2 separate regions of the Homo sapiens genome follow, and region 1 is linked to region 2. A link is a loop called in an ENCODE intact Hi-C map of the cell type or tissue named here. Cell type or tissue: heart left ventricle. All regions are shown on one strand. Each heading gives the region's core, and the rest is flanking DNA. Links, peaks and the distances in the headings are about the cores only.

Region 1 (10,788 bases), core at 5,489-7,988, 54 kb before region 2:
GAGGTCTGGAGGAAGCCGCGCGGCTGGGAAGGAGGCGGTACTGCCGCACTCGGGGACGTAAGGGAGGGAGGAAAAGGGCGGCTGCGGCGGGAAGAGGCTGGGCACACGCGCGGGAGTCGTCGTCGTCGCCGTCGCCGCCGCTACCGCCCCCTCAGCTTCTCTGGGTTCCGCTGCCCCGAGCTGGCGCCGCTCGCGCGCCCCGCCGCACTGACAGCGGCGCGAGCCCCGCAACCGCGAGCCCTGCCCTCGGCCGGCACCACTGAGGCGCGCGGGGGTGGGGGCACCCGGAGCGGCTCCCCGCAGCTCGGCTCCGCCCGCCGCTCCGGCCCTGGTTCCGGGCTCTCCTCCTTCTCTGTCTCCTGGGAAGGACACGGTGACACGAGCACGAGGAGTCTGCAGCCCCGCCCAGAAACAGCCCGGCTTCCCAGGCGCATGGGCTCTCCCCACCCTCTCAGCCTGGCTTTGGAAAGGTCCAGAGCTTCGGCGGGGACGGGAGGAAGGCGGGGCCAGGGTGGGGCCTGAAAGGGAGGAGGGACTGAGACGCGGCTTGGGGAGGCGGGGCTGGGGCGGGAAGAGGGCAGCTTGCACAGGTTTGGAGCCGAAGTAGGGGCGGAGCTAAGATGGTGATGAGGCCCTGGGAAGAGGGTCGCCGGACCAGTGGGGAAGGCCGTGCAGGAGATGGAGAGCCGGGAACCAGGACAGCGCTTGAAAGGAGATGCTGTGGGCGGGGCTAAATGGAGAATCGCCCAGAGGGCGGAGCCACGGGTGGAGGGAGGCGGGGCTGAAGAGAAGCTTAGAGTGGGAGGAAGATGGAAGCGGGCCTGAAGGAGGCGGGCCCGGAAGCAGGGAGGGGAGGAGGGGCCCCGGGGGTGGCTACTCTGGGCGGGTGCCGGAAGGAGGCGTGCCCCAAGGAAGGACTGAGGGGTGGTGCTTGAGGTGGGCGGGGCCTGGAGATGGCGCTCAAATCTGCAGGCTGTGGGCGGTGCAGGAGGGATCCGGAAGAGACGAGGCAGGAAGAAACTCCTGGTCCTTTCGCTTTTAAGGAACGTGCCACCTAGACAAGGTGAGGGTCGCTCTTCGCTGCCTAATCTGGGACTGGGCGGAGAGGCCGCGCTAAGGGTGATCTCCGAAAAAGATGCAGGAGATGTTTTATAACTTGATCCAGGTGCTAGTCCTCTCTCCTACACATTTCTCCTGTCGGGATTTCTCACTTTCAGTGTTCCAGCCTCCGGTGAACCAGTCTTCCTAGTGAGAGCACGAGAAGCCCGTTGTCCTTCATTCCTCAGCTATGGATTTCCCTGAAAGTTGAGAACTGACCATATTCTCGATGCCTCCTCCGACCTGTGATTTCATGACTCACATCGCTTCCCCAGAACCTGCTTAACAGACGGGATTCCTGAGAATGGAGCAGAGTTTGAATTCAGAGTCCTGGCTTTGCCATACCAGCAGTTATAATTGTCCTTCTGTTGTTTGATGACCTCCCTGCCCTGCTTCAAAAGGAAGAGAAATCAAAGAGTTGACGACCCTGAGCGCAAGGCCTGGGACGTTCTTCCCCAAACTCGCTTTAATATCACCTTCTCAAAAGAACTCTTCCCTGAACACCTTGTCTCAAGATGTTCTCTAGTTTGTCTTCTTGTTCTGTCATTTATTTGTCTGTTCATTGTTTGTGTGTTTTTTGAGGCGGAGTCTAGCTCTGTCGCCTAGGCTGGAGTGCAGTGGCACGATCTCGGCTCTCTGCAACCTCTGCCTCCTGGGTTCAAAGCGATTCTTGTACCTCAGCCTCCCAAGTAGCTGGGATTACAGGCGTGTACCACCATGCCCGGCTAATTTTTGTATTTTCAGTGGATACGGGGTTTCATCATGTTGGCCAAGCTGGGCTCTAACTCCTGACCTCAGGGGATCTGCATTTGAGGATAAACCCTGTCTTGGCTCCTCCCTGACGGGGGTGAGAAGTAGCCCTCCTGGAATTGCCTCAAAGCCCCCGGTTATCACCAGTGTTCTCGGTTGCAAATTACGAAACATAAATAAACTCAGACTAACAGATGCAGCAAAGGAATTTATCAGGAAGGAATGGGGAGCTCCCAGAACTGATGGGAAGGCTGGAGAACCAGGCTCAGAAAATGCACTGAAGTGGTGAGCGCAGAGGCTTGAATGTTGCCAGGACTCTCCTCCCAGTCCTTTATCTCTTCTCTCTGTATGCGAGCTTTTCTCCTCAAGGCTAGGCACCTGGCTGCAGCAGCGCTCACCACTCACAACTCTCACCCGTTCCACCGGAGAGAGACTGAGGATTTCTGCTTCTGGTCTGAAGGACAAAATTTTAGGGAAAAACTTTGATTGGTCCAACATAGGTAAGTCCCCGTCCCTAGACCAATCATCTATGGGTGGAAAACCAGGTGCTGTGACTGGCCCAACTTAAGCCAGGTGCCATTCTCTAACCAATACTGTGAATAAGGAAGTGGGACGTACAGGGAGATGGCAGCCCCATCGGAACCATATGGTCAGAGAAAGATGCATTTCCCAAAAGATGGAGTTCATGCTCTGGGGCAGATTGAATAATAGATTTTCACTACACCTGCCCCAGAGTTACCCCCAACCAATACATTACTTACTGCCCAACTCTCATCATTCCTTCTCTGCTCAAAACCCTTCAATGGGCTGGGCGCGGTAACTCACGCCTGTAATCCCAGTACTTTGGGAGACCGAGGTGGGGGGGATTACTTGAGGTCAGGAGTTCAAGACCGGCCTGGGCAACATGGTGAAACCCCATCTCTACTAAAAATATAAAAATTAACCGGGCGTGGTGGCAGGCACCTGTAATCCCAGCTACTCAGGAGGCTGAGGTGGGGTAATCGCTTGAACCTGGGAGGTGGAGGTTGCAGTGAGCCGAGATCATGCCACTGCACTCCAGCCTGAGACACAGAGAGAGACTCCGCCTCAAAAACAGAAAAACAAAAAACAACCTTCAATAGCCTCCCATTGCCATGTCATCAGCATGGATCAAAAACTCAAATGTCATGCCGGGCACAGTGGCTCATTCCTTTAATCCCAGAATTCTGGGAGGCTGAGGCAGGAGGATTGCTTGAACCCAGGAGTTTGAGACCAGCTTGGGCAACATAGTGAGACCCTGTCTCTACAAAAAAAAAAATTTTAATTAGCTGGCATGGTAGCATGTGCCTGTACTTCCAGCTACTTGGGAGGCTGAGGCCAGAGGATCACTTGAGCCCAGGAGGCCAAGGCTACAGTGAGACATGCTCACACCACTGCATCCAGCCTAGGCAACAGAGTGAGACCCTTCTCAAAACAAATAACAACAACAGCAAACCCTCAGGTGTCTACAGGGGCTAGAAAGAAGGTTAGGCATGAGACAATAGGGAGTGGAGAGCACTGTCATGAACTGGAGGATGTGTGTTGCATACTGTTCCTAGAATGCAGGTGCTGAGATGTAGGATTCTTCAAGAGAGCCCCCAAATCTGGATTTTCATATAAAATCTCCCAATTTCTAAATGTTGGCTCAACTATTTTTAAAAACCCTGTGCAAGCCAAATGAATTATGTCTGCAGGCCAATTACTGTAGGCTGTGGTCTAAAAATGAGCAATCTCTGACCTTTATAGGATAAAGCCTATAATCACACACCCACCTTTGGGGTCTGTCATCTATTACTACGTAAGAAATCATCCCGAAAATGTAGTGACTTAAAACAACAATGATTTGTTACTTCTCACAATTTTATAGAATGACCAGGTGGTTCTTCTGCTCCATGTGGTGTTGGCTGGGAAAAGCTTCCTCCTGTCTCCACCTCCACATGTTCTATTTCCTTTTCAAGCCCAACTGCCAATGGCGCCTCCACCCTGAAGCCTGCCTCATCTCCTGTGCCACACACATTGCCACTGGCCAAGTCTAAATGAGATGCCGTGCTCTCCAAGCTTTGTTGCTCTTTATGTATAACTATTAGAGCACACATTTAGCTCACCTAGAGAATGGAGGTCTGCCTTGTCCATCTTTATTTCCTTCTGGCACAGTCACACAGGAAAGCCCCATGGGTGCTGTCAGATTGGATTGAACTGAGCTGACTCTTGGAGATATTTAGTCAAACTTGCCCATTTTACAGATGGAGAAATGACAACTGGAGAGGGGAGTTCTACTGGAGAGGGGAGTTCACACATATACACTGAAAGCTGCCCATCAAAAGAGTTGCAGAACCAGGACTACAGCCCTTGCATCTTGACTGCCAGTACGATGCAGGTTAAACTCTGTGTTTGATGCTTGTTGATGTGGACGTCTGGAACTTGAATAGAAGACATTTCTTATTTCAGATGCATCCATTAGCAGGTCTTAGCCAGGAGCCAGGCCCTTGCAAGTATATATTGCAAGTAATTGATGACATTGGAGCCAGAAATCGAATGAACCGGGCCCAGTTCAATCCACTTACTGGACAAGCTCCTCAAGCACTCTAAGCCCCAATTTCCTCCTCTGTAAAGTGGGCATAAATTACATTTACCTTGAGGGTTGCTGTGAAGGCTAGAAATAATATATGTAATGTCCCCTGATACACAGAAGGTGCTCAAGAAATAGTAAGCTCTTCTAATGATTGTTATTGATGGCAAAGATGATGAAAAAACAAATGCTCTGACTTCTCAAAGGAGAGAGAATCATCCCTGAGGATTGTGTCTTGGAGAACATAAATCCATATTTTCTCTTTCCTGAACAAATTCCCTCTGGAAGGGCACAAAGGGAACAAATTCCCTTGTTAGGAAGGAAGGAAGGGAAGGAAGGATGGAAAACAAGAGCAAGGAAGGGTTGGCAGGTTGTGACTGTCTACCTCTCCCTGAGGCTTGCTCTGCTACACCCACCCCAAACTCTGGTCCATCCCATTTCCATGCTGAGATCAGGCCACACACAGAAGTGTTGGTGTCAGACCACCAGCTTTGAGCCATCCCTGGGAATCCCCAGGATACTGGATAGCAGATTTGGAGCATACAGTTCCCACCCACTGTGACTGACGGCTAGGGAGCTCAAGGTTATGGAGGAAGCTCTCATAAGTCAATGCAAGTTTGTGTGTCTCCCGTTCCTCACTGGCTTAGCCCTCAGAGCCCTTGTCCCTGCTTTCTGCCTTGCAACTAGGTCTTCACATTAGTGTTTTATCAAACAAAAGACAGGCTGACATCTTTAAAGTATGGTCTTTATTAAGTAGGGAGCAAATCATTCCACACCTTCCCTCCCAATACCTCCCTCACCAGTGACTTCAAGCCTTCAAACAAGAGGGGACACCTCTCCCCACTTCCCAGTGACCTTTCTCCGCCCCTCATTGCATCCATGAGTGACACCACTGAGATCAGATGCAGTGATGTTAATTGAAATGGACATTAAGGGCTCACTTGCTCAAGCAGAAGCACATTAGAAGAAATATAAACGAGGAAGACATTGGGTCAGTAACATTTGTTCTAATGAGAATAACCATCTCTAGAGCATCTTGTTCAAAAAGGATTGAGTGCCCAGGAAACAACAGATACATGAGGCCTTCCACCCCCACCCCACCCCCAATACTCAGAAGTGTCACACATACTTGCAGAGACTTTTCAATCATCCTTGCTTCAATCATGATTCCCCAGGTGCATTTCTGTGGGTGTCACCCAGCACATTCCCCCTCGTGTTCTTCATCTGTTTCTCCAAATCTACTTCTCCATATTATTTTAAGAGTTTGTGACCAGATGTTGGTAACATGTGGTCCCAGATGTTCTTATTTGCTATACCTCAGGAATTCTTGACTAAGTGACCCAAGAGCTTCTCAACTTTGGATCCAATAAGGGGAACCTAAGGCTAAAAGAATCCCATCTGGAGTAGAGAGGAAGATACCCAATTACCCAATTTTTTTGTTTGTTTTTGTTTGTTTTCTGAGACAGAGTCTCTCTCTGTCACCCAAGCTGGAGTGCTGTGGTGCGGTCATAGCTCACTGCAGCATTGAACTCCTGAGCTAAGCAGTCCTTCTGCCTCAGCCTTCCGAGTGGCTGGGACTATAGGCATGTACCACCATGCCCAGCTAATTTTTAAAAAAAGTTTTTGTAAAGACAGGGTCTCCTTATGTTGCAAAGGCTGGTCTTGAACTCCTGGGCTCAAGAGGTCTTCCCACCTCAGCCTCCCAAAGTGCTGGGATTACAGGCATGAGCCACCACATCTAGCCCAAGTTTCTGCATAAAGAACATGAAGGTTTTCCTTAGATCATGCTTTACATGGCACATCATGTCTTTATGGTTATTAGTGGGCAGTTGCAAGGTATAGATACCATTTTTGTCTATGCTGTATCATCTCCCAATATTCTTAACAGCATCTGACTTAAAAAAATTTTTTTTTTGAGACAAGGTCTTCCTCTGTCACCCAGTATGGAGTGCAGTGCTGCAATCATGGCTCACTGCAGCCTCAACTTCCCAGGCTCAGGTGATCCTCCCACCTCAGCCTCCAGAGTAGCTGGGACCACAGGTCGTGCCACCATGCCCAGCTAATTTTTGTATTTTTTTGTAGAGACAGGGTTTTGCCATGTTCCTCAGGCTGGTCCCTAACTCCTAAGCTCGAGCAATCTGCCCGTCCCAGACTCCCTGTAAGTGCTTGGATTACAGGCATGAGCCATTGTGCCTGGCCAGCATCTGATTTTTCTGTGAGCCTCTACTCCTATTCTTGGTCCAGGCCATAAAGAGTATGGAAACTAAAGTCTGACTGCCTAGGTTTGAATATTGGCTCTGCCATTGACCAGCTATGTGAACCTGGAAAAATTCCTAACCTCTCTGTGCCTCATATAAGAAATGTGGAGAATAGTATCTACCTCATGGAGTTTTTGGGTTATATGAGTTAATTCAGATAAAATGTTTAAAAGAGTGACTGGCACATAGTAAACACCCCCCAAATGTCATCTAGTATTAATATTATTACTATTAGTTCAGAAGGGGCTGACTTCATTCCCCCTGGCCCTGGTGATGGCACCTGACCCAGGCCTGGCCAATCAGGACATTCTGTCCCCCTGTCCACCATGGAGTCCTTCTCCATGGTCAGTCATACCAGTCATTTGGATTGGCACTGTGGGCTGTGATCTAATGTGAACTCTGAAAGCCTGGTCATGCTGGGCCAAAGCTGCAAAGTAAAGGTAAACATCAAATCTGGGCTGGTTCATCAGGAGAGAACATTCTGAGTAGGGAGACCTGGGGACTATCCAGTTTCACCTTGCAGGTGAAGGCCCACTCTCCCTACTCTAGCCGTTAGTTAGACCCCATGAAAATAATTGCAGTAGACTGTTAATTTGATGGCTTCCAGTGAACCATGCTTCTGGCATTCATACTCTTATGTAGTCCCCTCCCACATTGATTCTGGACTTTGCCATATTGATGCAGGGCAGGTAAGCCCCAGAATTGGGGCTTAGCCCGAGAAGGTTCTTCACTTCATCCAGGAAAGAATTCAAGGGCAAACAGGTGGTGGTAGATGCCAACATTTTTTTTTTTTTTTTGAGACGGAGTCTTACTCTGTCATCAGGCTGGAGTGCAGTGGCACGATCTCTGCTCACTGCAACCTCCGACTCCCTGGTTCAAATGATTCTGCCTCAGCCTCCCGAGTAGCTGGGATTACAGGCAGACACCACCATGCCCAGCTAATTTTTGAATTTTAGTAGAGATGGGGTTTCCCCACGTTGGTCAGGATGGTCTCGATCTCCTGACTTCATGATTCACCCACCTCAGACTCCCAAAGTGCTGGGATTACAGGTGTGAGCCACTGTGCCCAGCCTAGATGGCAACTTTTATTGGAGCAGCAGTGTCCAACAGCAGCAGAGGTACTGCTCCTTGTGGAACAGGACTACCCCCTAGGCAGCATGCCCAGAGTAGCAGCTCAGGGGTAATTCTGTCGTCATATTTATACCCACTTTTAATTACATGCAAATTAAGGGGCAGGTTATTCAGAATTTTCTGGACAAAGGATGATACTTCCAGGCCATTGCCATGGAAAGGGGTGGTAACTTTTAGGTGTTGCCATCACTGTGGTAAACTGACGTGGTGTTGCTGGGTATGTCTCATGGAGAGGTGCTTTCACTGCTTCCCTGTTCACCTAGTCTTCAATCTGGTCCAGAGTTTCAGCCCCATCTCTGGAGTTGAGTCCTGCCTTCTCCCTCAATGTGACAAATGTTGGCCAATGGTATATCGCAGTTGTGATGCAAGCAGAGGCTTGGTAAATGCCTGCATACTGGGGTTTGTCCTCTTGGAATGCTCATTTGTGGGAGCCCTGAACAACTATGTAAGAAGTCTGGCTACCCTGCTGGAGAGAACACATGGTGGGAAGAGACTAAAATTATGTGAAGAGAGTCAGGCCAGCCATCCCAGCTTCTCTGCTGAGCCCCGCCATCAGCCAACCTGCCAGCTGAATGCAACCGTAAGAGTGATCACCAGCAAGATCACTAGAAAAACCACCTAACTGAGCCCACCCTGGATTGAACAATCATAAACAAATAAAATGGTTATTGTTTTAAATCACAAAGTTTTGGGGTTACATAGCAATCGAAACAACAATCATGTTCAATAACATTTCCTAGCTCCACAGAGTTCTGAGAGCTCTCCCACATCTAAGAGATTAGGATTGTTATTAGCCCCATTTTACAGATGGGGAAGCTGAGGCCCAAAGATGGGAAGCAACAGCCCAGTCAAGCAGAGACAGAGCTGTCACATTCATACACTTCTGAGTGAGCTCCTTTCACCGCACCTCCCACTGCAGTAGCTCCTGTCTAGTTGAAGAAACTTATAAAGAGCAGCAGAGAGTGGTGAGGTATAGGAGCACTGGACTGGGATTGACAATAGCCTGGCTTTAAGTTGGCCATTATTTGTCTGTATGTGCTTAGACAACTCAAACCACTTCCCTCCCTGAGCCCATCTTTCCAGCTGTTCAGTGAGGGGGGAAGCAAACTGAAATGCTCGCAGAGGCCAGGTAGATAACACAGACAAGGGAAGCAGGTCAGGTGAGGACTACGGTGGCTGAGCCCATGCCCTTCTAAGCGGGGGCGGTCACTACCCAGCTTCAACCAACTGTTACCATATGGAATCGGGGCCCATTGTAGCTAGATCACCTGATTTGTTTCTTTTCCTTGGAGAGACAGGAAATGTAGGTTATGATGTTAAATTTCCCAACATTAAAATGTTATATACAGCTCAGGAAAAGCAGGGAAAAGAAAAAGAAATGTTATGAATTTATTTGAATTTTTAAAAAATAAACAGCCATTCAAACCTACAGGCTGCTGGTTTGAAACCCTGGATCAGATTATTTCAAAATTTCCTGCTAGAGTTTATGCCGACATCAAAGAAGGATGCCTACCGGTCCCAGCCCTGCCCTACGCACACAGAGCGGTTCCATCTATCTCCCCATCCCAACTCACAGAGCCTGAACACCAGAGAGGCCTTGGGTGTGGCTACCATCTTTCTCTCTGAGGACTCTCATCTCCAGCCCTACCACCCCTCTGGCTACAAGGAATGGGGTGCAGAGGCCCAGTTTCGAATGCCTAAAGTTGCTGGGGCTTCAAAGGAGGGCCAAAAGTGGAAAAGAAGTAACACCCATTAAGCAACTACTGTGGGCCAGGTGTGATGGTGGATTGCAACATTATGTAATAGCAAAGGGTCTCATGACTATGAGGACATAAGGGATTGGAGGAGTGCTGTTCATCCCTGGTCATAATGAGCCTTGGAGACAGACATGCAGTGCAGCGAGGGACGGCCCAGCTATTATTGATACTAATTAAAAGGCCATTAAATTGAAGGGGCACATACAGCCCTTCCGTCACCAGCCAGTGCTCTGACAGTCTCACCATTTTCTGTGAGGCCAGCGCAGCTCGTGTGGGGCACAGAGCACAACCCTTCACCCCCGACTCTCCACTAAAGCACTTAATTGTCTGAGAAAAAATACCAACACTCCCCCAGCTCTGGGAGAAGCTGCAATACACTAATTGAAATTCAACGGCTTGGATCTCGGGAGGGAAATGGCCACTCGTAGGGAAATATGGAAGCATACATTCATTCAATAAATCATTAGTCTGCATCTTTTATGTGCCTAGTACTGTGCTACATGCAATGAATATGGCAATGATCAAAGCAGATAAAGGGCCCCCCAAATATAATCATGGAGATTATGGAAGGTGCAAAAAATGCATAGTTCTTATTTTCTTTCTCCTTTTTTCTTTCTTTCTTTCTTTCTTTTTTTTTTTTTTTTTTTTGGACAGAGTCTTTCTCTGTCTTCCAGGCTGGAGTGCAGTGGCACAATCATAGCTCACTGCAGCCTCAACCCTCTGGGCCTAAGTGATCCTCCCACCTCAGTCTCCTGAGTAGCCTTTATTTTCTATAAGTGGTCAATTTTTTCTTGTGCTTCCTTCATTTTCTTAGAGAGAAAAACATAAATCTGATTACTAACTGTAGCCGAGTCTCTTCCAGTTTAAAAGGCTCATGAAGGAGTATTTCATACTATTTGAGTAAAAGGTTCATCTTCGTTTCCTCCCACCTCTTCCTCCCTCAAGAAGGCCTGGGTGTCAGCCAGACCACACATGGATCCTTGAGCCATCCTATGGGAATATGACCTGAGAGGCCCTTCCCATTGACTCAGCAGCGGGATGGAGAAACCCCAGCATATCATGGTTTCGTGGACTGAAAATCCATCCGGGGTCATCTGCTGGGGTCCTGCCTGTGCCTCCTCAACACTCAGAGTCCCTAAGGTGATGACTGCAGCTATGACCCTGCTGAGAGCTTTCTCCTGATGCCAGGGCACACTTGGCCCACTCA
Region 2 (10,788 bases), core at 4,685-7,184:
AAACCATCAGAACTCACAGCGTCACACACACTTTTAAACCATCAGATCTCACAATAACTCACTCTCATCATAACCATGATGAGAACAGCAAGGGAGAAATCTGCCCCCACAATCCAATCACCTCCCACCAGGTCCCTCCTCCAATTCAACATGAGGTTTGAGTGGGGACACAAATCCAAACCATATCAATGCCCCACTAGTGAACATTTACCTAGTGGGAGCGGAAGCAGGTGGATGAATTCCTTTCCCTTTTTTCCCTTGGGTGGATTGTTCTGAGCTGGCTTTATTCATGTGCTCTCACAGAAGACATTTCCAGGAGATTGAGCAATCAGTCATGCTCTATGCCAAGTGGTGACCTGGTTGGTTGTGCACCCTTGTATTGGCTCTTCCTCCTTCCTTGGGATTACACCCTGAGTAAACACAGACGTAATAAACATAAGCTGGCCCGGCGCAGTGGTTCATGCCTGTAATCCCAGCACTTCAGGAGGCCGAGGCAGGTGGATCACTTGAGGTCAGGAGTTCAAGACCAGCCTGGCCAATATGGTGAAACCCCAGCTCTACTAAAAATACAAAAATTAGCTGGGCATGGTGGCACACACCTGTAATCCCAGCTACTCAGGAGGCTGAGGTGGGAGAATCGCTTGAACCCGGGAGGCAGAGGTTGCAGTGAGCCAAGATCACGCCACTGCACTCCAGCCTGGGCAACACCGTGAGACTCCATCTCAAAAAAAAGAAAAAACAAAAAACAAACTATGAGCTTTCTTCTGGCTCTGCTTTCTGGGGAACCCAGGCTCTGGCAAGTGTTCTAGGCAGGGAAACAGGAAGTGCAAAAGCCCTGAGGTAGGAGCAAGATTGGTGTGGCAGAGGAATAGCAAGGAAGCCTGGTGGCTGAGGCAGTGGGAGAAGGACTGTGGTAGGTGAGGAGACCACTAAGGTGCCTCTGAAACTTTAATGTGCATTATGAATCACCTGGGGATCTTGTTAAAATGCAGGCTCTGATTCAGGTCTGGGGTGGGATCTGAGATTCTGCTTTTTTTTCTTTTTTTTTAATTTTAGAGATAGATCTCACTCTGTCATCCAGGCTGGGGTGCAGTGGTGCAGTCATAGCTCACTGCAGCCTTGAACTCCTGGCGATCCTCCTGCCTTAGCCTCCCAAGTAGCTGGGACTACAGGTGCATGCCACCATGCCTGGATACTGCATTCCTAACCAGTTCTCAGATGATATTGATACTGCTGGCCGATGGACCTCACTTTGCGTAGAAAAGGTGTCAGCTATAGTAGGTTCTATATCTTTTACCCTGAATGAGATGAGAGCAAACGGAGGGTTTGGATGGATAAATGACATCATCTGATGTAAATTTTTAAAGAATACCAGGCCCAATGTGGTGGCACACGCCTGTAATCCCAGCACTTTGGGAGGCCGAGGTGGGTGGATCACCTGAGGTCAGGAGTTCAAGGCCAGCCTGACTAACATGGTGAAACCCCCATCTCTACTAAACACAAAAAATTAGCTAGGCGTGGTGGCACATGCCTGTAATCCCAATGACTTGGGAGGCTGAGGCAGGAGAATTGCTTGAACCCAGGAGGTGGGGAGGTTGCAGTGAGCCAAGATTGCACCATTGCACTCCAGCCTGGGCAACAAGAACAAAACTCCATCTCAAAAAAAAAAAAAAAAAAAAAAGATACCACTGTCTGCTGGGAGGAAAATAGGTGGGGAATGGGGGTGATGAGCTTAGAAACAGGAAGGTCAGTTAGGAGGATCTGGCAATAATCCATGTGAGAAATGCCCTAGGAGTCATTAAGATTTTATCTAAAAGTTTCAGTCTTTTCAATTTAGTATTTATAACTATTTCCCAAAATACAGGACACACATCACTGGTGGTATATGAGCTCCTAAATTTTAGGTAGGACACAAAGTAACCATGTTTTATTTTTATGGTTATGTGTTTATTACAAGTATTTTTGCTTTTCATTTTTAGTGATGATACACAGTTATCTTTTAAAATAAAAGTTTTTAAGTTTATGAACTATGTATTGATTTAAAGTGAAATGTTAAGTAAATTAACAGTGGTGATACAAACATGGCAAATGTGAAGCTGTCTCCCAAATGCCTGAGGTCTAGGAAACGCTGACTTTAAAATAAATAAAATTAGGCTGGGCATGGTAGCTCACGCCTGTAATCCCAGAAGTTTGGGAGGCTGAGGCAAGCAGATCACTTGAGGTCAGGAGTTCAAGACCAGCCTGGCCAACATGGTGAAACCCCGTCTCTACTAAAATACGAAAATTAGCCAGGCATGGTGGTGTGCACCTGTAATCCCAGCTACTTGGGAAGCTGAGTCAGGAGAATTGATTGAACCTGGGAGGCGGGGTTTGCAGTGAGCCGAGTTCTACAGCGGGGGTTGCAGTGTGCCACTGCACTCCAGCCTGGGCAACAGAGCAAGACTATGTCTCAAATAAATAAATAAAGTAAAATAAAATACATAAAATTATTACTGGTTATTTTTTTAATTTCTTTTTTTTTATTCATGATCCTGCTCGTTCTATAAGGTGGTTATTTCTTAGGGTAATTTTTTTTCTTGAAGAACCCGTCTCGAATTCTCTAATAAAAAAACAGTGAGAAAATGGGAACTCAAATCTGAGACAGGGTTTGTGAGCCACCTTTTTAAAATGCACCCAAGTGTAATAAACACTTCTCACAAAGTCATTGTCCAAAAGGACAGCCCTTGAGTAATGGGAGGCACGGTTGAAAGAGTCACCCCGTGGTGGCTGATCTGAGAGGAATGAGCTGGACTCCAGTTAAGGCAGTTGTCCTCAAGCCTGGCAGGGCATAGTCACAGCTTTAAAAAAAGAAAAAAAAAAGCCCAGGCCCCACCCCAGGTCAATCACATCGGCATCTCTGAGGGCAGGATCTGGCACCTGTGTGCTTTGAAAGCTCCCAGGTGATTCCATGCCTGTCTGTCCTCTTGTTCCTCCTTGGTACAGAGGAGAGGGTATGGCTTTTGGGACAATACAGACCTGGGTTCAAATCTTTCCACTTGCATGCTGTGTGATCTTGAACTATTTATTTGACTGAATTTCCCAAATGCACGCAGCTCATCTGTACAATAAGAATCGTCATACCCGCGCCCCCCCCACCCCCACGGCTTAGGGTAGCTGTGACAATTCAATGACACAAGATTTGTCATGTGCCAACAAACAACATGCCAAACAACAGGGGTTCGGTACACTCTCATCCCCTCCTTTCCTCAGTGACACTCCCGCCACCCAGACGCTGGCACAGAATGAGTGTCTGGTAGTAGGACTTCAGCTCCCTTGAGGGATCAGAGGGTGAAGGTCTGAGCTGATTATTTTGGGGGATTAACAATACCTATGAATCAAATCCTTAATTCATTGTTTTCTATTTTTAATTAATATTTAATTATGTCAGTAAAATGGAACCATTCTTTAAAAAAAAATTATGAACGGAGCACAAGTTTTCTTTGCCCACCTTCTGCAATCCTGGTCCATGGCCCCTTTCCAAATATTGAACTTGGCAAGTGCCTTCCAGATCTTTCAAAAATATATTCACGCATTTTATAGGAACCCATAGAAAATATATAATATTATTTTGTATATTTTAGTAAATAAGTGGATTTTTTACCATATATATCATTATGCAGCTTTTCTTTATGCAACAGTGTATTTGCAAGACTTACTCATGTTGTTACATATGCCTGAGTTCATTCCTTTTAGCTCCTTGATAATGTTCTATCGTAAGAATTACCATAATTTATGTAATTATTTTCCTCTTGATAGACAGATTCTTTCCAACTTCTTACCATCACAATCACAGCTCCCGAGGACATCCTTGTATTTACCTCCACGTACTCATCTGTATTTTTAACCTTTAAAATTACTTTTTATTCGCTCTACAGTGGAATCAGCACTGGATTGGGGGTCCATGCACTTTGACCTGGTTGCCTGGCTCCTCTGAATCCTAGGCTCTCCCCTTGGCACAGATCTTTGCTCCTTTTCCACCACGATTCTCTTACCTTAACCACTGCAACTGCCTTGTCACTGAGCTCCCCATCTCTGGCCAGGTCTCTGGTTCCTCCCAATCCTCACCTAACATCAACCACCATGTCATTCTGCTTAAAATCCTCCATTGGCTGTAGAGCCTGGCTCCAGTGAGGGCAAAACCTGCCTGGGTGAAGCACAGAGGCCCAGGGCTGGGGAGCAGGGGGTCAGAGGGCAGGCAACGGCATTGAGAAGGGCCACAGGGGACAGCACAAAATCAACCTGCCTGGAGAACTCCCTGCTGACCACTCAAATACCCAACCCCATGAAGCCTACTGGGGCATAGCTGCCACTCCCACCTCCTGAACTTGCCTGGGACTGTGTCCTGCTACTATTTCACACTCTGCACCCTGACTTTTAGCATGTTATCTTCCTGCCGGACTCCCCTTGGGCCTGTGAACTCCTCAGAGGCCAGGAGTGTGTCTCTGAATCCTCAGCGGCCAATACAGGGATTGGCTTAAATAGCAGGTGCGACTCCATGTTTGTTGAACAATGGCATGAGCTTCCGCTTGAAGCTTGGTGGGCAGAGCAGCCCTGACAGGTGGTCAGCAGCAGGAGACCCCATGTAGGTGTCAACTGGGGATCCTGAAGTTGGCCAAGTATAGTTTGCAGCATCCAAAATGGCAGGGGGGTGCCAGACTGGTCCTAGCTGGGCTGGAGTCTCAGTTACCTATTGCTATTTAATACGCTACTCCACTCCAAATCTCAGTGGCTTAAAATGATGATGTTTATTGTATTAGTCACGGTTCTCTAGAGGGTCAGAACAAATAGGATATATATATGTATATATATATATATATAAAGGAGAGTTTATTAAGTATTAACTCACATAATCACAAGGTCCCACGATAGGCCGTCTGTAAGCTGAGGAGCAGAGAGCCAGTCTGAGTCCCAAAACTGAAGAACTTGGATGCTCAAGGGCAGGAAGCATCCAGCAGAGGAGAAAGATGTAGGCTGGGACGCTAGGCCCATCTCACCTTTTCACTTTTTTCTGCCTGCTTTATATTCTAGCCATGCTGGCAGCTGATTAGATGCTATCCACCCAGATTGAGGGTGGGTCTGCCTTTTCCAGCCCACTGACTCAAATGTTAATCTCCTTTGGTAACACCCTCACAGGCACACCCAGGATCAATACTTTGTATCCTTCAATCCAATCAAGTTGACACTCAGTATTAACCATTACAGTCCACCCTCCCTCCCTCCCTTCCTTCCTTCCTTCCTTTCTTTTTGGGACAGAGTTTCACTCTTGTTGCCCAGGCTGGAGGGCAATGGCTCAATCTCAGCTCACCGCAACCTCCGCCTCCCAGGTTCAAGCAATTCTCCTGCTTCAGGCTCCCAAGTAGCTGGGAGGCATGCGCCACCACACCTGGCTAATTTTGTATTTTTAGTAGAGACTGGGTTTCTCGGTGTTGGTCTGGCTGGTCTCAACCTCTCGACCTCAGGTTATCCACCTGAGCCTCCCAAAGTGCTGGGATTACAGGTGTGAGCCACCGGGCCTGGCCTTCATTACAGTTATTTCTTATGGTTCTAAGGGATGTCCAGACGCAGACGGGAAGTTCTGCTCCACAAGGTATTTTTGGGGATCACTCCCACATTCAGCTGGAGCTGGAACATTCAAGACACACATAGAAAGGTTCTGGCCCCTTCCCTATCCAGGGGCTCATCCCTGAACCTCAGCCTTAAATGGCTCCTCCCATTGCCCTGCCTCTGTGTTCCTTCCTCTATCCTGTCTTTGTGGCAGCCTTGGTTGTCAAGGAGTAGTTGGACCGGCTGGGCCCTGGCTGGGCCTGTCTCCAGAAGGTTAGTTGGATTTCTTTCTCAGTGGCTCAGGGCTCCAAGAGAACAGAAGCTGCTAGGCCTCTTACAAGCCAGGCATGGAACCGGCACAAGTGAAAGCAGGTCACAAGGCCAGCCCAAATTCTAGGGAGGAGAAATAGTGCCACCTCTTGACAGGAGCCTGCGTGTCCAGGGACAGGAGGCGTTGTTGGCGGCCATCTTTGGAGGCATCTCCCTCAGCTGGGAAAGGAAGCCTGAACCCTTGTTTTCCAGGTGCCAGCCTTTATCATCACCTTTATCTAGGTCTTAGGTGGGGTATTGGTAGGAGGAGGACAGGTGGTTGGTAATCCTGTGGGAGTGGCTCAGCATTTGTAGGGAAAAATCCAGAGTTGTTAAGAATTGCCTAGGCCAATTGCAGTGGCTAACAACTGTAATCCTAGCACTTTGGGAGGCCGAGGTGGGCGGATCACTTGAAGTCAGGAGTTTGAGACAAGCCTGGCCAACACGGTGAAACCCCATCTCTACTATAAATACAAAAAAAAAAAAAAAAAAAAAATTAGCTGGGCGTGGTGGTGGGTGCCTGTAATCCCAGCTACTCGATTCTCTAGCTGATGCAGGAGAATCACTTGAACCCGGGAGGTGGAGGTTGCAGTGAGCCGAGGTTGCAGTGAGCCAAGGTTGCACCACTGCACTCCAGCCTGGGCTACAGAATGAGACTCCAATCTCAAAAAAAAACAAAAAAGAATTGCCAAGGCCATCAAAAAGAGGAGGTAGATGAAGGGAACATAGAGGCAGGACAACGGTAGGAGGGGTCAAGGCTGGGGTTCAGGGCTAAACCTCTGGCTGGAGCAGGGGCCAGAATCCTCCTGCCTGTGTCGAAGATGGCCATCATGTCAGGCTGAACAACCATAACCTGATTTCAGCAAGAAGAGGTGAGAAGAAGCATCCAGAAGTTGCCCACCACTCTAATATGTCAAAGAGACCACAGGTCTCACCCCTCCCCACCCACCTGGGCTGGCACTGAACCCCTCACCTACTGGAATCATTTCTAAGCCCACCCCATCCCCATGCCCAGTTACGGACCAGACAGTTTCCTTGGTTTTTTTTTTTTTTTTTGAGACAGAGTTTTGCTCTTGTTGTCCAGGCTTGGGTGCAATGGCAGGATCTCGGCTCACCATAACCTCTGCCTCCCGAGTTCAAGCGATTCTCCTGCCTCAGCCTCCCAAAGTAGCTGGGATTATAGGCATGCACCACCACACCCAGCTGATTTTGAATTTTTAGTAGAGATGGGGTTTCTCCATGTTGGTCAGGCTGGTGTTAAACTCCCAACCTCAGGTAATCCACCCGCCTCGGCCTCCCAAAGTGCTAGGACTATAGGCGTGAGCCACCGCGCCCAGCCCAGTTTCCTTGTATTTCAATTGCCCCCAGTAATAGACTAAGAATATCTGTCCAGTCTCTCCTCCTAATAAATATTTGAACAGCGGTTTGTTAATTTTTCTTACCCTTCATGATGGAGATTAATTGCTATTTTACATTACATGCAACTTCTATTAGTTTGGGATTTGCTTCCTCAGTGATACCACAAACATTGGGCTTGAATAACACATTTTAACCTAGACAAGCTCATTAAATTCTTGAAGGTGCGTGGACAGAAAGGGGGGAGAACTGGCCCTAGTTTTGCAGTTTTGAGGGCATCAATTTAAATCCATCAGGCAAGTGCCAAACAGGTTTGGGGTTGGGACATGCTCGATGAGGAAGGATGGAGGTTACTGGAAGGACAGTCCTGTTCAGTCCTGCTGCATCTCAGGCCACCAGAACCAGCCCTTCCCCAGAACCAGCCCTTCCCCAGAACCAGCCCTTCCCCAGAACCAGCCCTTCCCCAGAACCAGCCCCACCCCACCTGGCTTCACCCTCAAAGTGTCCAGAGCCTTGGTGCCAAAGAGTTCACCCTGACCCAAATAGGACTGTTGAATCCTATTTTTTAGGGTCCAATTTTACTCCTTGGACCTGACAGTCCTGCTGAGAGGGGTAAAGTTTTCTCACCTGTAAACAGGAGTGGTCATGCCCATTATCATGTTCACCATCATTATTGTCATAAATATCATGCTACCCCTAGACCCAAGGGTTGGACCCTGCTAACACCTGGGATGCACCCCCACTTGTGACTATAGCACCCTATATTATTAAGAACCCCTCTAGTCTTGAAGCCAGCCAACCCAACCACTCCCACTCCTCTCTGACTCGAGACCCTGCTGGCTCCATTGCTTCCTCTCTCCTGCCTACACAGATTATGATCGTACTCCACTTTTTTTTTTTTTTTTTTTTTTTTTTTTTTGAGGCAGTCTTGCTCTGTCACCCAGGCTGGAGTGCAGTGGCACGATCTCAGCTCATTGTAACCTCTGCCTCCCGGGTTCAAGTGATTCTCGTGCCTCAGCCTCCCGAGTAACTGGGATTACAGGCACCTGCCCCCAAGCCTGGCTAGTTTTTGTATTTTTACTAGAGACGGGGTTTCGCCATGTTGGTCAGGCTGCTCTCAAACTCCTCACCTCAGGTGATCTACCTGCCTCACCCTCCCAAAGTGCTGGGATTACAGGCATGAGCCACCGCGCCTGGGCCAATACTATTTTAAGACCAAAGAATCTAAGACGTTTCATAGAGTTATAGAATCAGGTGTCTGTAAGTTATTCTTAGCTTCCTGAAAGACTCCTAACTTCTAGATCAGGGGTGCCCAATCTTTTGGCTTCCCTGGGCCACATTGGAAGAAGAATAGTCTTGGGCCACATGTAAAATACACTAACGGTAGCTGAAGAGCTTATATAATTTATACATCACAAAAAAAGTCTCATAACATCTTAAGAAAGTTGGGCCACATTCAAAGCTGCCCTGGGGTGCTTGCAGCCCACAGGTTGGACAAAATTGTTCTAGATCTTAACCTCTGGTGTTAATCATTTGACGCCTTTCAATTATGCTGAGAATGAGAAAACATACTTGAAGTCATAACCAGAAGCAGCTACGGAAGAAGTTGGTATTTAACACTAGTCATTAGTGCAGACTCCCACAGGTACGGTTCTTTTCCCTGTGGGTCTTTACATCTTTTTTTCCTCCAGGGGCCTCAGTCAGGCTCATCACAATTAACCAGAAAGGTTGTGATCATGTTTTACCTCAAAAGAAAAGGGCATGTGGCCTCGATTCCTGACCTTCTGGGTAGCTCCTGGCCTGTATGCAGATTTGCTCAACTTTCACTCTACAAACCATGGATTTATTTTGGGGGGCATATTTACATAGCCACAGAATGTCTTGGGGCTACCTTTCCCCCAGAGCAAGAGGCATCAACTTGCCTGATAATTCCATATTTGAGGGAAGAATCTGGAAGAGTCCAAGAGAATTTGCTGCATCTAGATAGGGAAGAGGCTAAACTAGCTTAGGTTCCAGAACACCTAACACCCCACTTATGTAACTACTTGGAGAGCCACGGGGGAGAGGCACAGGGCAGTGCTCATAGGTACCAGAACTAGAGACTCAGGAACCCAGAAACCCTTTCCCTCTCTTGGAATCCACGTTTCCCTCTCTCCCCTCCCACGCCAGCTTCCTCTGCCCGTATCTCCACATCATGTCCACATGCCACCTAACTGTTTGGGTTCCCCCAGAAGCTGACCTTGAGACAGAGGTTCAAGGGCAAGTCATTTACTTGGGAGGTGATCCCAGGAAGTACCAGTAGGGGAGTGGCAAAGTGAGACAGAGAAAAGAAAGGCACATGATCAAGCCAGTTACCCCGTGGGCAATGGGAGCCCATTCCTGCCCGGGGATGCTGGAGACAGTGTAGATCATGGAAGCAGAGTTGCCCCACCCCAGGCAAGGGAGCTGGGTCTGTATCCCATCAGTCATTGGTGGAGGGCTGCTTCTGGCCATTAACCCTCTAGTAGGCTTTCCCTGCATGCAGGTGGACGTGCCCTCAGCAGAAAGCAGCCAGATAAAAGCCCTCAGGTGGGAGGTGGCAGGTGTTTGCGATTATACCTTCAGGGGGTAGAGCTGAGGGTCTTGCAGACATAGGCAGGGCACCAGCCATGGTGGCTCCCTTGCCCCAGCCCAGATGCTGTGTGAATTTTCATCTCAAGCCCTTTGTTATGGGCTGAATTGTGTCCCCTAAAATTCATATATTGAAGCCTTAATCCCCAGTACCTCCGTATCTGAAGACAATATTTTAAATATTGTCTTCTATCTAAAGATAGAACCTTTAAAGAGGGGATTGTATTAGCCAGGCATGGTGGCGTGCACCTGTAATCCCAGCCACTCAGGAAGCAGAGGCAGGAGAATCGCTTGAACCTGGGAGGCGGAGGTTGCAGTCAGTGAGCTGAGATCGCACCACTGCACTCCAGCCTGGGCAACGAGAGTGAAACTCCGTCTCAAATTTAAAAAAAAATTTTTTTAAAAAGAGGGGATTGAGTAAAATGAGGCCATTAGGGTCAGCCATAATCAGAGCTTACTCTCCTTGGGAGAAGAGAAAATTTGGACACACAAGAGAGACACCAGGGATGTGCACCCAGAGGAAAGACCCCATGAGGACGCAGTGAGAACGTGGCCATTTGCAAGCCAAGGAGGGAGGCCCCAAGAGAGGCCAGCCCTGGGCACAGTGGCTCACGCCTGTTATCCCAGCATTTTGGGAGGCCGAGGCGAGAGGATCACTTGAGCCCAGCAGTTTGAGACCAGCCCGGGCAAAACAGGGAGACCTCTGTCTCTACAAAAATAAAAAAATTAGCTGGCGCTGGGCGCAGTGGCTCATGCCTGTAATTCCAGCATTTTGGGAGGCCAAGGCGGGCGGATCACTTGAGGTCAGGAGTTCCAGACCAGCCTGGTGAATATGGTGAAACCCCCGTCTCTACTAAAAATACAAAAAAAAAAAAAAAAAAAAAAACTAGCCGGGCATGGTGGTGGGTGCTTGTAATCCCAGCTACTCAG

Evidence for each region. Peaks named below come from ENCODE experiments on the same cell type or tissue, not always from the same donor. Only the 100,000 strongest peaks of a DNase experiment are listed, where the experiment ranks them.
Region 1: a loop joins it to region 2, with 4 times the contacts of the local background. A loop is called at or near these places in 8 of 110 quality-filtered maps.

Annotation. Positions count from the first base shown.
Region 1 is chr20:33,983,335-33,994,122 of GRCh38, reverse strand. It overlaps RALY (RALY heterogeneous nuclear ribonucleoprotein), which reads right to left and starts at 212. Exons shown (of 10, transcript NM_016732.3): 1 at 1-212. RALY-AS1 (RALY antisense RNA 1) reads left to right here. Exons shown (of 2, transcript NR_109886.1): 2 at 1,218-1,635. RefSeq lists silencers at 42-91, 152-281, 462-571, 742-991 and enhancers at 769-1,295, 1,232-1,311. In heart left ventricle, for the core only: no CTCF peak of the experiment used is centred there; no DNase peak of the experiment used is centred there.
Region 2 is chr20:33,928,829-33,939,616 of GRCh38, reverse strand. No RefSeq gene overlaps it. Among named protein-coding and RNA genes, the nearest start is that of RALY, 60 kb to the left of the region's middle. RefSeq lists an enhancer at 5,919-6,419. In heart left ventricle, for the core only: a CTCF peak has its summit at 6,000 (motif pointing left); a DNase peak (open chromatin) is centred at 6,006; H3K27ac peaks cover 332 bases.